Linked DNA regions of Homo sapiens: region 2 is linked to region 1. The links are chromatin contacts, found by Hi-C in ENCODE. All regions are on one chromosome and are shown on one strand. The core of a region is the stretch at or near the end of the contact, and the rest is flanking DNA. Distances in the headings are between cores, read along the strand shown.

Region 1 (7,221 bases), core at 1,466-3,965:
ACCACAAACCAGGTGCTATGTTAAGTGCTTCCTTGAATTCTCATTTTATTCTAAGAACCTTGTTTATAGAAGAGAAAACTGAGGTTTGGACGGGGTGAGTAACTTGCCTGTGGTTACACAGCTAGTAAGTGGTAGAGTCAGTGTGACTGACTCCCAGCTTGGAGTTCTTCCCAGAACTGGGTTATAGAGTCTTTCCGGCCGCTCTCCGCCACCTGCCTCATCCCAAGTAAAGCACATTGAGACAGCTGCAAAACAAACTGCTTCTAGTGCTCAGGAGTCTGTTTTTTATTAAACAAAACAAAACTGCCTGAATTAAGCAGAGGCTAGATTAGAGGTCATGTGCTTTCCTTCAGTGGTGAGGTTAGGTTCTACATTCCAAAATCAAAGAAGGGGTTTCAGGAATATCATCAGTTGCTTTGCAGATGGAGATAACTTAAAATAAAAGATACTGATCTTTTGAGAGATTTGGAAGGTGTGCTCTGCACCTTTAGGAGTTTTTAGGTATTTCCGTCACCTTCAAGAATACGTTCCTTTGAGCCTTTACTGCTATTTCTGAAGACTTCTTTATATCTTAAAAATATCCATGTATTACAGGCAAACTAAAGGTTCATGGGCATTTTAATAGCACTCTATTGTTTAGACACATGCCAGTTTTTTTAACATCATTTATTGCTAACATGAATTCAAAGCAAGTATACAGTTTATTGATACTAGAACAAATCAGGACATCAAGACATGATTGCCATCCTAAAATCTTAATCTTCAGAGAACAACATTTCCACCAGGTTGGCCTGAAGACACTCAGATTCTACCAGTTTTTGAGGCTGTAAGAGAAAAACAGTCAAATCTTCACTACTTCTATAAAACGTTATTAGGAGTGGAATGAGTTCTGCCTTGAATGACACTCATCTTTGAACACAGAAATTACGCAATTCAGAAACTATCATCTAGTTATAACAAGTTTTATGAAAGAATCAATATATTTGCTGTAAGATGAATCACTAACATACTTGGCTCAAGAGACTTAAACCCCAAATACCAGGAAGCTCCACAGACTAAAACAGGAGACAGCAAGCCCAGTGCCCTCTTCTTCCCCTCAACTCTTTAATTTAGGATCCCAGGGGCATGACTGAACTAGAAGAGATGCCCTTACTTTTTAACCAGAATTATGAATTAAACAGAAAACAACTGTTGATGCAAATGTTTTAAGGAATTATGAGTCAACCTACTTTCTGGTTTTTTAAGAGTGACTTAACATGAAAAAGACCTAATAGCTAGATATTTACATTATCAGTTTATTGGGATTGGCCATAGGAATGGACTTTCAGCAGCACTCTGAACAACAATGGAATTGAGATGAAATGTCAAGATCTTTTCAAATCTGGATCCACAGCAAGTTAAAAGAGTTCTGACAGTGAATTACAGGCCCAGCATATTTAAAGATACTTACTGTTCCATACTTAAGTAGTGTAGGCACTGCTGTTACTTTCAAGTTTTTTCTGAAGTCATTATTTGGATCTTTCCAACTATTCGAAAAGAAAAAGTGATCATGAAAAAAATTTACTTGGTTTATTACAGTTTGCTTAATATTTGACATAGTCCTACATTTAATTTTTTAGTAATCACTGTTCTTGCAAACACTTAAAAAACCTTGCGGACTATGGCTTAATCTACTAATTACCCTGTGCAAAGTTTCAAAGTGTGACTAAGATATAAAAGTAAAGCCAGCTAAGTTCTGGGCTTACACCAGACCAAATTCGTTGAATTACCCTTACTTAATTCAGGTGGGCATTTTAAATTTGTATTTAATAGCTTCTAATTGTTTAACTTGTCAGACATTACCTTGTAAGACAAACTGGGTAAGTAAGTCCCTGAGGCCCTTCCCGCCTAAGTATGCAATTTGTGCACGTCTGCGAGGTAGATTATACATTGCCACTTACTAAGGCTTTTCTCCTACTTGGCAGTAGATGAACACACATCCTTCACTAATGTGCTTCAGCCCCTCTCGTACGACTGGTTCAGCTTTAAAAAAAGTTGAGATAAAATAATCGCACGTCAACTCTACAATCAGGCACGTATAAACTGTGTTCTTTCCCCCTTCCCCCAGTCTTGGTAAGCACTCAGACTTTAACCTGCAGCTAACTGAAGAGGTCAACACAAGTCAGGTGTTCCCTTCTGGTCTTAGAGCCACGTTAAGGGTAAGGACCAAATCCCAGTCCCGATTTGCCCCTGCACCACCGCGCCCGTAACAATGGAAAGCACATGTATTTGCTGACCAACTCACGTATCCTGTAAGACACTAATGGTACTGGGGGAGTGAGAAGTTTTAAGGAACTAGATTCCAAGATCATCCGGGTAAGGTGGTAAAAGGAAGAGCGCTCTTGGCAGGGCGGGGTAGGATTTAATAGAAGGAGACTTGGGGACAGCTCAGATTGCTCCGCGGATGTCTGGAACCAAGACTCTGCCTCCGCTAAGCCCCCCTTCTGGCCGTAGGCTCGACCTTCCTGCCATTTCCATTGGACAGCAGCCCCCGAATCCCGGCCTCACCCTGCACGCAGTCGGGGCACCAGCTTTTCCCCCCGGCGTCCTTAGAACCCGTAAAGTAGGCGAAAATGGTCTTGCCATTGTGCTGTTCCACGGCCCGGTGGAACTCCTCGAAGCCGGACACGCTCACCTCCTCATAGCGGGCCATTGGCACGACGTGCAGCCGCTACTGGAGGAGTGCACGTCCGGTCGCCGCGGTTGGGTCCCGCGTAGGCGGGGCGAGGCTGTTTCCGGGTGGGCAAGAGAGGGCGGAGCCTGCGGAAGCCAGCGCCGCTAAAGACTACGGGAGCCTCTGACGACCACAATCCATCCGCATGGCTTTTTGCTCTAGTTCCTCAGATCTTTCTGCGCTAGCTGCACTCCCAAGCCCAGGCTTAGATCTACCCTAATCTAGTCCCAGCCCCGACCTCATGGACACTGGCTGCAAAACTTACCGCCTTGCAACACCTGGATCCTTAAATAGTTCAGGGCCTCAAAGGCTCCCAAGCCGCCCTGCGCCTGTTGCTATGGCGACTGGGCAGGCGGCCGGAAGCGCGGCCTTGTTGGGGGCCCCCGTTGCCCGCCTCCCAGTAGCCGCGCCTCACCCTAGGCCAGGTGGGCTCGGGCCGGGGCTGGGGGGGATTCTGGGAAGCCGCATAGAGTCATGGACTTGGGGGAGAGGAGATCTGACTCGGAAAGCCTTTGTTGCTTTGTCCCCCCAGTTACCTTTTCTGCCGTCTAGGCTTTACGGGGGCCTGGGACTGGGGGCGGGTTCCCGAGACTGGGCGGGGGTGGGATGGGTGAGGGGCTCGGAGGGAGAAAGGCTGCAAGGCCGGAGCGGAGTGTGTGAGTGCGTGTGTGGAGCAGCTTAGGGAGCGAGGTGCTAAGACATCCCCCAGGGCCGCGGTAGGGAGGAAGGGAACTGCCCTGGAGCTATGAGCCGGGAGACTCGCCGTGGGGCCTTGCCCAGGCTGCGCCGGGGAGAGCAGGCGGCTAAGATGCCGGGTCGCTGCGTGGGGCCCAGCAGGTCGGGGCGGGGGGTTCGGCGGCCGTGGGGGAAGAGACGGGGCGCAGGGACGTCCCGAGGCCGTGGAGCAAGGCGCCGGGCGAAGCCCTCGGAGTGGGAGACGCGCTGTGTGAGTGCAGAAAGGCCACAGGGCCGTCAGCGGCCATGGGGGACGAGACAAGCGGCGGAGACAGCCGACGCCGCCGGGGCGAATGAGGCTTTGGGAGCTCCTGGGACCCCAGGCTCCATCGAGGCTGCAAGGGACCCTGGGGCTGTGTGGGTGAACGGGGCTGTGGGGGAGCCCGAGGTGGTGGGGCTTGCCGGGGCTGTGTGGGTGACCGGGTCTGGGGAGGAGGAGACCGAAGATAGAAGTCCCCGGGGCTGCGAGAGAAAAGGTCGCCCGGGATCTCTGGGCCATGAGAGCATTCTGCACCTGTGGCTGAAGGTGCAGGCTATGAGGGCCGCCTCGGGATGTGGGGAAGGAAGTAGAGTCGAGCTCCATCCCGTGCCTGCAGGAGAGGGACCTGTCGAAAGGGGTGTTCCTGGCCGAGCTTCCTGGGTAGAGACAAGCCGCGGCGGTCTTACAGGGCCCTGGGTGAAGGAACAGGCAAGGGGGATCCCTCGGGCCCCCTCAGGGCCCACAGCTCTGGGCTTAGGGGCAGCTTACGAGAGAGCCTTAGGCTTCTGTGGACAGGGACAGGCTGGGAGGGTGCCTCCTGCGAGTGTGCCTGGGGCTTTGGCGTCAAGTTCTGAAATGGCCCCGCACCTGTGGAGGGGAGAAGCTGTGGGGGTTCCTGAGACTGGGGAGGAGATAGGCTATGGGTTTGTCTCAGGCCCTTGTGAAAAAGAACAGACTATGGGCGAGCCTGGGACCGTGGGGTGGACTGGGGCTGTGGGAGCGCCCAGAGCCATGGAGGGAGAGCTCGGCTGTGGCGGTGCTGCAGGTCTGTGGGGGAGAGGACAGTCCCCGCAGATTCCTGGGGCTCTGACACATGAAGCAGTCTGTGGGGCCACCCCTGGCGTATGGGGGAGGGGACAGGCTGTGGGGGTGTCCGATGCTGTGGAGGAGGAGCCTACTTCTGTGGGTGCCGCAGGTGTGTGTTACAGGAGACAGGCTGTGGAGGAGACAGACTCTGTGGGTATGCCCGGCCCGTGGGGCACAGGATACTCTGTTGGGGTGCCCTGTGCTGCTGAAGAGGAAACTAGATGTGGAGGTGACCCAGGGTTCAGGGAAAGGGGACAGCCTGTGTGGGTGGAGACAGGCTCTGGGGGTGATCCAGGGTCACGGGGAGCTGCGCAGACTGCAGAGTCATCATGTCCTGGGGAGCAGGCAGCAGGTTCTGGGGGTGCCCCAGGCCTGTGGGGGATACAACAGGCTACAGGGGTACCCAGGGCCTTGGGGAAGGACACGGGCTGTGTGAGTGTCCCAGGGCTGTGGGGAGCGGGACAGATGGTAAGGGTGCCCCAGGCTGTGGTGGTACCTGGAGCCCTGGGAGAAGAGCTGAGCCACAGCGGGGGCCTGGGCCTGTGGGACGGACAGCAAGCTCTTGGGGGGCCCCCAGCCGAGGCAGTGCCTGGGCTTGGAGAGGAGACCTGTAGTGGGAATGTTCTGAGCCCGTGGGAAAGGAGGCAGGCTGTGGGGGAGCCAGAGAGTCTGGGGCCTCCAGCTTTAGGGGTCCCTGGGTCAGTGGATCAGGAGGCTGGCTGTGGAGATGTTGCATGTCAGTGTGGGAGGAGGCAGGCTGTGGGGGTGTCTGAGACGGTGGGCATACCCAGGGCAGCAGATGTGCCCCGGCAGGGGTGTGCCGCAGCAGGGGTCCTCATGGCAATGGGTGTGCCCGGCTCTGGAAAGGTGCCTGCCAGAGTGCCTGCTGCTGTGTGGGCGTCTGGTCCTGTGTGTCAGGAAGGCAGCTCTAGAGACATTTTGAACCTGTGGGAAAGGACTCGGGCTGCCAGAATATCTGTGGCTTCGGGGGGACCCGTGGCTCGGGAGGAGCTGTGGTCTGGCGGGGAGGAATCCGTGGCTTCAGGGGGACCCGTGGCTCAGGAGGAGCTGTGGTCAGGCGGGGAGGAATCCGTGGCTTCAGGGGGACACGTGGCTCGGGAGAAGCTGTGGTCTGGCGGGGAGGATTGTGGTTCTGGGGCCTTCCCGGGCCCATGGGGGAGGAGACAGACTATTGGGGTTCCTGTGGTGCCTGAGGGGCCTGGGCTTGGGGGGGAGACTGACTCTGGGGGTATCCCAAGACCCTGGGGACAGAGACAGAGGGTCAGGGCTCCTGTGGCCACCGAAGTCCTTCTGGCTCCTAGGGTGCCTGGTTCTGTGGAGCTGGAGCCTGGTGATGGAGGCTTTTCAGGCTTGTCAGGGAGGCAGCAAACTGCAGGAATGCCTGGCACTGTGGGGCTGTCTGCAGCTAGTGGGGTGCCCGTGGCTCCCAGGGTGCCTAGGCCTGTGCAAGAGGAAACTGGCTCAGAATTGTGGGGTGAAAGAGAGACAGTGGGCGGACCTGCAGATGCCAAGGGTCCCACAAGGATGGAGGTGCCCACCTCGACCAGGATGCCTGGGCCCATGGCGGAGAAGACTGGCTCTGGGGGTGTCTCAGGTTTGTTGGGAGGCAGACAGACTACAGGAGTGTCCATGGCTGTGGGGCTGCTGGGGTCTGTGGGGGAGGGGACCATCTTTGAGCATGTCTCTGGCCTGTCTGGAAGAAGGCAGACTGCTGGGAGGCCTGTGGCTGCTAGAGGTTCCATGGCCGTGGGAGTGCCCACAGCTCCCGGGCTTCCAGGGCCAATGGTAGGGGATACGGGCTCTGGGGATGACGGCTCAGGCATATGGGGAAGGAGACTGGCCACTGAGGGGCCCACAGCTGCCAGGGTTCCTGGACCTGTGGAGGGGGAGACAGGCTCTGAAGGTGTCTCAGGCCTGTGGAGAAGGAGACACGGTGGAGCCATTCCCGAGGCCGGGAGGGTGCCTCTGCCTCTGGGGGTGCTTGCAGCTGTAGGAGCTCCCATGGCAGGGCGTGCGCCTGCTGCGGTGTGGGTGACTGGGTCCTCAGGAGCAGAAGCGGACGTGGGTGTCTCAGGTCTGACCGTGCTGAGGAGACAGTCCACAGGGGGAGTGGGGGCTTCAGAGGATGAGACAGGAGGTGGGAATATTTTGGGACTGGCCGGGGGCAGCCAGGCTGTGGGGACATCTCACACCTGTGTGCCTGGGGCCAGGTTATGGAGCTGTCCAAGGTCTTTGGGGGAAGAAACAGCCTATGAGAATGCTCTAGGCATGTCAGGGACAAGAACAGCTGTGGGGGTACCCTCAGTTTCAAGGGAGGAAATAGGCCTTGGCCATTTCAGAGACCACCTACAGCCAAGTGGGAGGAGGCTGGCTGGAGGAGTGTCTGCAGTCAGAGTGAGAGGGAGCAATTTGGGAGAGAGTTATGTGGGGGAGGCTAGATTGAGGGGGGCGTTCCAGTAGTGTGTGTAGGGAAGAAGTTGGGGCTGTGTGGGAGGGAACAGGTTCGGGGTAGGTTTGTCATGGGTTGCGGATGAAGGCACTGGCTGTAAGGGCATCTCAGCATGGGGGAGAGAGGGTTTTCGTGGAGATGCCCCAGGGTATGTAGAGGGACAAATTGGGACGTTTCCTGGAGCAGTGGGAAAGGGCCAGATTGCAAGGAGAGTCCCAGAACTTTGTACAGGGGGAC
Region 2 (7,221 bases), core at 1,098-3,597, 1.5 Mb before region 1:
AGCGGGGCTAAGGGACTTGGGCGGGACATGCCAGGAGGGCGCGGTTTGGATCTCAGAGGCCAAGCCAGGTAGAGGTAGCGGGCGCAAAGCATGTTAGCCAGGTGAGAGAGAGGGCGCACATGGGTCGAAAAAACAGGGAGGGAGAGCAACCGAAAATGGCTGAGCGAGCGAGTGCAGAGCTCCGGCTGCCCGCTTGGGGGGTGTTTCCGGCTCAGGCGCTCCCCACTCCCAGATATAGTCCCACCCAAATAAACTAGTTTTGTTGTAAATTTCTGTGTGTTTTTGTCTCTTCTCGTTTATCTGTTCTGCCATCTGCTGCTATGCGGTCCACAGTCTCGATGGTTCTTCATTTCCAGTCTAAAAGATGTGGAAAAGGAGACGAATCAATTTGGCACTCTTAAGATTTGCCCCATTCCTTACTTCTAGTCTCTTAGGAGGACAACGGGGACAGTAAGTTTTCGTGCAGGTAGCGTGGCCGAGCGGTCTAAGGCGCTGGATTTAGGCTCCAGTCTCTTCGGAGGCGTGGGTTCGAATCCCACCGCTGCCAGGCTGGAGTTTTTCTGGTGGATTACGCACCTGCTACAGTTCTGTTAACAGTTCTGTGAGGTTACACCTATTTACATGCAGAAAGTAATTTTACGAATTCCCCTGGTAATGGTTTCACCATCATCTTCCGTGTTTGGTCTTCCAGAGAGATCATAGGCCTGCATCCATCCCAGAAGCTAAGACCTGATGGTAACTGCTGAAGCAATATTTCGTTTCTTCATAACATCTCTATTATTTCGTTTCTTCATAACATCTCTATTTTAACATGTTTTCAAATGTTAGCTCAACTTCCAACATATTTAAATAATTTATTGTACGTTCTCTTAACACTGTGTTATAGGACTCAATTATCCGGTAGGAAAAGCACAAATAATTGGTAGTGTCCTAGTTTACTTTTTTTTTTTGTCGTATTATCTTGGGTCATAGGAGTATCCCCTCTGTGAAAATCAATTAACAATATTCAACATGCTGATATTAAAAGAAAAGCTTCAAGGTTCCACCGAGATTTGAACTCGGATCGCTGGATTCAGAGTCCAGAGTGCTAACCATTACACCATGGAACCTCCCTCGTGGTGTCTTTCAAGATTGTGTACATTACTGGACATTCTATTTTGCGTGTCTTCCACACCCGTCACTTAAAACGAAAACAAAACAAAGTCTGCTGTTGGATATGGTAGACACCGTTATCGAGCACTTGAAATATATGAATTCAGATGTATTGCCAGCTTCTAAATACACATCTTCTTTTGAAGGAAGGCTTTGTACAAACAAAAAGACTTAAAATTTCATTAATATTTTTAGAATGTTGATTATATGTTAAAATAAGATTTTGGTATATTAGGGTAAGTAAAATAGATCCGTGAAATTAATTTCGCTTGCTTTTTATTCTTTGTAATGTGGCTACCAGAAAATGTAAATTCGATAATACGGCTCGCGTTTGTACTGTTTTAAAGTATGTTTATTACCCTCCACCGTCGTTTGCTGTATTTTGTGGAAATCAAGTTTCTGTATCACCTAGCTTTAAAAACTAGTAACTATTTTTGTTACCATTTTATGCGAAGTGCGGTACCCAAAAGCAAAGACATGCCGCCCGAACAGGGACTTGAACCCTGGACCCTCAGATTAAAAGTCTGATGCTCTACCGACTGAGCTATCCGGGCTCTTCACGAGAGCTTTACTTTTTGCTTATAAGAGGGTTCTCTATAGGAAAAGCCAGGCTTGTAGAACCGACAGAGGATTTTATCTGTGCAGCATAGAATATTTTGGCACAGATTTGGAAGCAGCGGGTGAAGCTCGCCTGCTGCTGATTGAGCTTTTTCTGCCTCCCGTTCTTAGAGCCCCCGCCGAGGCTGCGACGCAGGGACTGTACCATAGTAGAGGCTGGAACAGTGCGGCGCCGGAACCGGCCGCGCGGGGCCGCTGCGGGCTATGGGCTTCTCTGAGAGGTTCCTCCCCAGTCCCTAGTGGCCCAGATCCCGGACACCTGGGCTCCCGCCCAGGATCCTGCAGGCCCAGGGCGGTCCTGGAGCGGAAAGAATGCCACGCGGGGCATTCAGACCCTGTTTGCCGGCGCTGTATTTCGCTTTCCTGACCTGCCCTACTCCAGAGCAGAGAATGAGGTCGGGCGTGCCAAAGGCTGGGGACAAAGAGGGCCATGCGTGGGGGGATCGGTGTATGGGGTGACAGGGAGCTGTTCCTGACCATTTGACATGTGCTGGAATGCGTGTGCGACTCACCTGCGTGTGGCTGCAGTCACGTGTGATTTATGACCAAGTGCAACTCTCCACTGTTTAGTGATTCACACGGATGATTCACACGTAGGAATGCAGGTGCCCTGTGCTCATCTCTGCCTGGGAATGGGGAGGAACAGATCTTGGGGGACATTGGGGAGTGGGCGGACAAGCACTCCAGGGCATCAGTCCGGGCCGCTGACCAGGCGGAGGGCAGTGTCCCAATTATACAGGCGTTACCTCCTTTTCTCCATCTCAGCATCTGATCCCTCCCTCCGCAGTGGAACCCAGGCTCCTGATATCCATCTGGGTGAGCCAGCCAGAGGGACCGGCTGTGTCAGAGGCAAGCAAACAAGTATTAGAGTGCAAGACTGTGGGCGGAGAGAGGAAGCCCGAGCCGCCAGCAGGGAGCTTCGGAGAGAGAAAGCCCAGGAACATCCCAGAGAGAGCTGGGCCCATCCTCAGCCCTACCCAGCCCCGCAGCCCCTAGCCCTCCGCCCAGAAACCCAGCCCTGTCCGGCGTGCCGCTCTTCTCCTCCAGGCCGGCTGCTGCTGCGGCCAGCGTTGCCGGGGCATCCCTTCCTCCTTCCCATCATGGCAGTGTACCGCCTGTGTGTGACCACTGGTCCCTACCTGAGGGCCGGCACACTGGACAACATCTCTGTCACACTGGTGGGCACGTGTGGTGAAAGCCCCAAGCAGCGGCTAGATCGAATGGGCAGGGACTTCGCCCCTGGATCGGTGAGTACAAAGGAGACAGGGAAGCGCGACCTCAGAGGGGCAGGGGCCGCAGGCGGGAGGAGTATTCCTCCTGGACTCTTGAGATCCTGCTGAACTCAGGATACCGGCCCTGACCTCCTCACCTTCCCTATTGAGGTCCCTGTCTTTCCTGGAGATGATGAACTCCATCCAGGCAGGACTGTGGAGAGGAAGGAGCGTTGGACAGGGAGTAGAGGGACTTCCCCTGGCTCCTAAACTCCTCCCATAATTGACCGTGGGCTTTGGGCAAGTCGCTTCCCCTCTCTGAGCCTGGGTTTCCTCTTATCGAGGGGATCTGCCTGCCTCTGCCAGCCCCAGGTGGCCTCCACAAGAGTTCCCAGCCGGCCTAGGAAGCTAGTGAAATGCAGTGCCCACTGTGCTCGGGCACCTTTTTCTTTTCTTTTTGAGATGGAGTTTTGCTCTTGTTGCCCAGGCTGGAGGGCAGTGGTGTGATCTCAGGTCACTGCAACCTCCACCTCCCGGGTTTAAGCGATTCTCCTGCCTCAGCCTCCCAAGTAGCTGGGATTACAGGCGCCTGCCACGACGCCCGACTAATTTTTTGTATTTTTAGTAGAGAAGCGGTTTCATCGGGCAGGCTGGTCTCAAACTCCTGACCTCAGGTGATCCACCCGCCTCGGCCTCCCAAAGTGTTAGGATTACAGGCGTGAGCCACCTCTCCCGGCCCGGGGAAGCTTTTTCTAATTCATACAAAAGCCCGGTATGGGCTGGGAGCAGCTCAGGTTTGTATGCCCGAATAGGCTTAGGTGTAGATGCATCTTGCAAGGCGCAAGGACCGCCTTGGCAGTTCCCCGCCTCTCACCTGCTTGCTGTCTTGGTCCCCTCAGGTACAGAAGTACAAGGTGCGTTGCACAGCGGAGCTGGGTGAGCTCTTGCTGCTGCGTGTACACAAGGAGCGCTACGCTTTCTTCCGCAAGGACTCTTGGTACTGTAGCCGCATCTGTGTCACCGAACCGGATGGTAGTGTATCCCACTTCCCCTGCTATCAGTGGATTGAAGGCTACTGCACCGTGGAGCTGAGGCCAGGAACAGGTGGGCCAGAGACGAGGACTACACTGTACTGCAGAAGGTGTCCTTTGGGATTAGGAGTGGGGTCTCACAGAGCCCCAGAGTATAGGGAATAAGATTGAGGTCAGAAACTCTGGGCTCCCAAGTAGATGTTTTCTGAAAAAAGGGAGCCTCTCAAGCCCTGAAATGCGAGGGTTTTGCAGACGGTATTGACTCTTCTGGAGACTCACATAGACACATACACTCATATAGGCAGGCACCCTTCTCTCATACACATAGGAAGCACTTTGCTTTCCACAGCCTCCCTCTGCACTTCTCCAGAGTGAGTTCCTCCAGACCCCAGAGAGGAACTAACCTGCACCCTGAGTCATTAGATTTTAACAGGTAGAGAAGCCCTGGCTGCTCAGAGATTTTAGCTGGAGAGGCCCCATTCCCTCCCCTACTACTAGCTTTTCTAGTGTGGATGAGGTCCCTGAGAGGTGCTGCTAGGATTCCTTGTTGAATTTCTGGGGCCTTCTGCAGATGCTGGGCTTGAGCATCTTCAGTTTCCAGAGCTATCTGATCTGGAGAGGCAACAGTAGGGCTGCTCTGGGTGTTGGGAGGAGGCTCAGGATGAAGGAGGGATATTCTAGGTCAAAGTGAGGCAAATGAATATTACCCCATGGTCCGTAATAAGTTTTCCATAGACCTCACTATAAACTCTCATCCATCTCCACAGCACATCCATCCATAGCTTCACAAAATATATTTGTTCATCAGTCATTTAAAGTGCATCTTATACACATGGTGCCAGGCACCATGCTAGAAGCCGGGAATACAGAAGAAGAAAAAGAAGAAAAAGGAATACAAGACGACTTCTGCCCTCAGGGAGTTTATAGTCTGGAGGGGAGATAAACATGCCAACAATTGGGAAGATTGCTATAATTTGGGGGTGAAGCTGTCTTGAATCCCTTCTACTGATGAATACACAAAGAACGTGGGGGCACCGCCACGTGTTTCACAGGGATGTGGCTGTCGGATTGGGTTCAAGGGTCAGGGGGTTCAGGCAAGGTTTGCAGAAGATGTTGTTGGAAAAGAGACTTATACCAAGAGTAATTTTCATTCCCCACAGCAAGAACTATTTGTCAGGACTCTCTTCCCCTCCTCCTGGATCACAGGACACGGGAGCTCCGGGCCCGACAAGAATGCTACCGGTGAGGGTGGCCTAATTTGACTTCTTTCCCCATCTTTATCCTGACCTCAGTCTTAATCAGATTGTTCCTAACTCTAACCTCATTCTCAACCTTGGGTGCCTAGCTTGGATCAGGACTCTTATTTGGACCTAACCCCACTTTAATAGTGACCCTGAATCTGAACTGAGAACACCAATAGTAACAGTTGTCCCAACACCACCAATGAATCCATACTCAGCCCTCAACTGTCCCTGATGTAACCCAGATCCCAATATCAGAAGTGACCTGAAGTATCCACCAATCTCAGTCCTTTCTCAGCCTCCCCCACTAAACCGGCCATGATTTTAATCTCAACACAAACCCATCTCTAACCCAGTGTGGGCATTAATGCCATCCTTAAATGCTACCCTATGTGAAGCCAGTGCTTTCATGGAGAAATGTCCAATTCCTTGTCACTCATCCAGAAAGTAGGTGGTTTTTGAAGTTTTAATCTGAAGCCGTGTCTTTAAAGCTAAGACTTGTGTTTATCCCGAGCATGACCTGCCACCTCTGACCTCTTTCCCTCGGAAGCTGGAAGATCTATGCCCCTGGCTTCCCCTGCATGGTAGACGTCAACAGCTTTCAGGAGATGGAGTCAGACAAGAAATTTGCCTTGACAAAGACGACAACTTGTGTAGACCAGGGTGACAGGTGAAGATTAAAGCTTGGGAAGGAGGGGAAAGGAAGTCAAGTGGAAGGTCTGTCGGGAGGATGGGGTCCTGATAGCCAGGAAGGAGGGGTAGGGGTCTATGACAATGCAGTTTCATTCAAGCATCAGGATGGGAGATGGCCCCAAAGGGTCTGGCACAGGGGACAAGAGTGAGGAGGTTATTTTAGCTCAGGAGCAGAGAGGGCAGGGGAGGAGCCGGGAGTAAGAGAGACCCAGGGACTTGGAAGGCAGGAAAGAGGGAAGGAGTTGAGCAGCTGGGCTTCAGGGCCCACTGACTGGTTTCTGTCTTTCTACTCCCCCGACCCCCAGCAGTGGGAATCGGTACCTGCCCGGCTTCCCCATGAAAATTGACATCCCATCCCTGATGTACATGGAGCCCAATGTTCGATACTCAGCCACCAAGACGATCTCGCTGCTCTTCAATGCCATCCCTGCGTAAGGCCATTGTCCCTCTAATGAACATCTTACATCTCTGCCCATCCATCCCCCTCCCCGTGCTCCCAGACTGCCCCTTCTCCCTATTCCCAGTATCCCCTCTCCCTGCCCCAGTCCCTCCTCTCTGGACTCATTCCCTCTCCCTGCCCCACAGTCTTCCCTCTCTACATGCCCCCTGCCCCCTTCCTGCCCTTGTCTCCCCCTTGTGCTCCCCAGTTCCCCTCTCCCTGCCCCCAGACTCCTCAGCCTCTGCTTTCATGATTGAACTCCTCGTGGTTTTCCCACCCACTGGGTGTTAATTGGGCCCCCAGCGAGTGTGTGTGCAGTGAGTGAGTGAGTGCTTAGGAGCCCAGGTGACATCGTTCCTGGGCCTGTCCGATCATTCATCCCCCCTTGCCACCCTCCCTTCCCCAGGTGCCCACACTTTTCAGGGCACATCACTTTTTTTTTTTTTTTTTGAGACGGAGTTTCACTCCTGTCGCCCAGGCTGGAGTGCAGTGCCGCGATCTCGGCTCACCGCAACCTCTGCCTCCTGGGTTCAAGCGATTCTCCTGCCTCAGCCTCCTGAGTAGCTGGGACTACAGGCAGGTGCCACCATGCCGGCTAATTTTGTATTTTTAGTAGAGATGGGGTTTCTTCATGTTGGTTAGGCTGGTCTCAAACTCCCGACCTCAGGTGATCCATCTGCCTTTGCCTCCCAAAGTGCTGGGATTACAGGCATGAGCCACCACGCCCAGCCCACACATCTTTATACATCCTATGTTATTGACCTATTGCCACACGCCTACTTGTTCCATGTTCCATTCCTTTTGTTGTTGTTGTTGTTGTTTTGAGACGGAGTCTC

Evidence for each region. A loop is a pair of places that touch in the nucleus more often than their neighbours do. Pooled maps may share reads with other maps.
Region 2: a map with no recorded cell type shows a loop between it and region 1 (6-fold over the local background). The contact joins the promoter of ALOXE3 here to the promoter of TXNDC17 in region 1. A Hi-C loop is called at or near these places in 2 of 37 single-sample maps with no recorded cell type and 8 of 50 pooled maps.

The regions. Positions count from the first base shown.
Region 1 is chr17:6,636,554-6,643,774 of GRCh38, reverse strand. It overlaps TXNDC17 (thioredoxin domain containing 17), which reads right to left and starts at 2,715. Exons shown (of 4, transcript NM_032731.4): 1 at 2,548-2,715; 2 at 1,941-2,022; 3 at 1,451-1,526; 4 at 1-824. The coding sequence starts at 2,692. The coding sequence ends at 756. It overlaps KIAA0753, which reads left to right and starts at 3,064. Exons shown (of 19, transcript NM_014804.3): 1 at 3,064-3,138. LOC122526780 reads left to right here and starts at 3,459. Exons shown (of 1, transcript NM_001396008.1): 1 at 3,459-6,995. The coding sequence starts at 3,459. The coding sequence ends at 6,995. MED31 (mediator complex subunit 31) reads left to right here. Exons shown (of 4, transcript NM_016060.3): 4 at 1-464. RefSeq lists enhancers at 1,996-2,055, 2,256-2,525, 2,656-3,537, 4,436-4,505, 5,450-6,231 and 1 more.
Region 2 is chr17:8,113,640-8,120,860 of GRCh38, reverse strand. It overlaps ALOXE3 (arachidonate epidermal lipoxygenase 3), which reads left to right and starts at 2,347. Exons shown (of 16, transcript NM_021628.3): 1 at 2,347-2,375; 2 at 2,558-3,017; 3 at 3,881-4,085; 4 at 5,173-5,254; 5 at 5,804-5,923; 6 at 6,252-6,377. The coding sequence starts at 2,871. It overlaps TRK-TTT3-5 (tRNA-Lys (anticodon TTT) 3-5), which reads right to left and starts at 1,706; the gene lies at 1,634-1,706. TRQ-CTG1-5 (tRNA-Gln (anticodon CTG) 1-5) reads right to left here and starts at 1,109; the gene lies at 1,038-1,109. HES7 (hes family bHLH transcription factor 7) reads left to right here. Exons shown (of 4, transcript NM_001165967.2): 4 at 1-269. It also overlaps TRL-TAG1-1. RefSeq lists silencers at 411-620, 991-1,080, 1,211-1,260 and enhancers at 1,781-1,880, 2,031-2,100, 2,181-2,260, 1,982-3,181.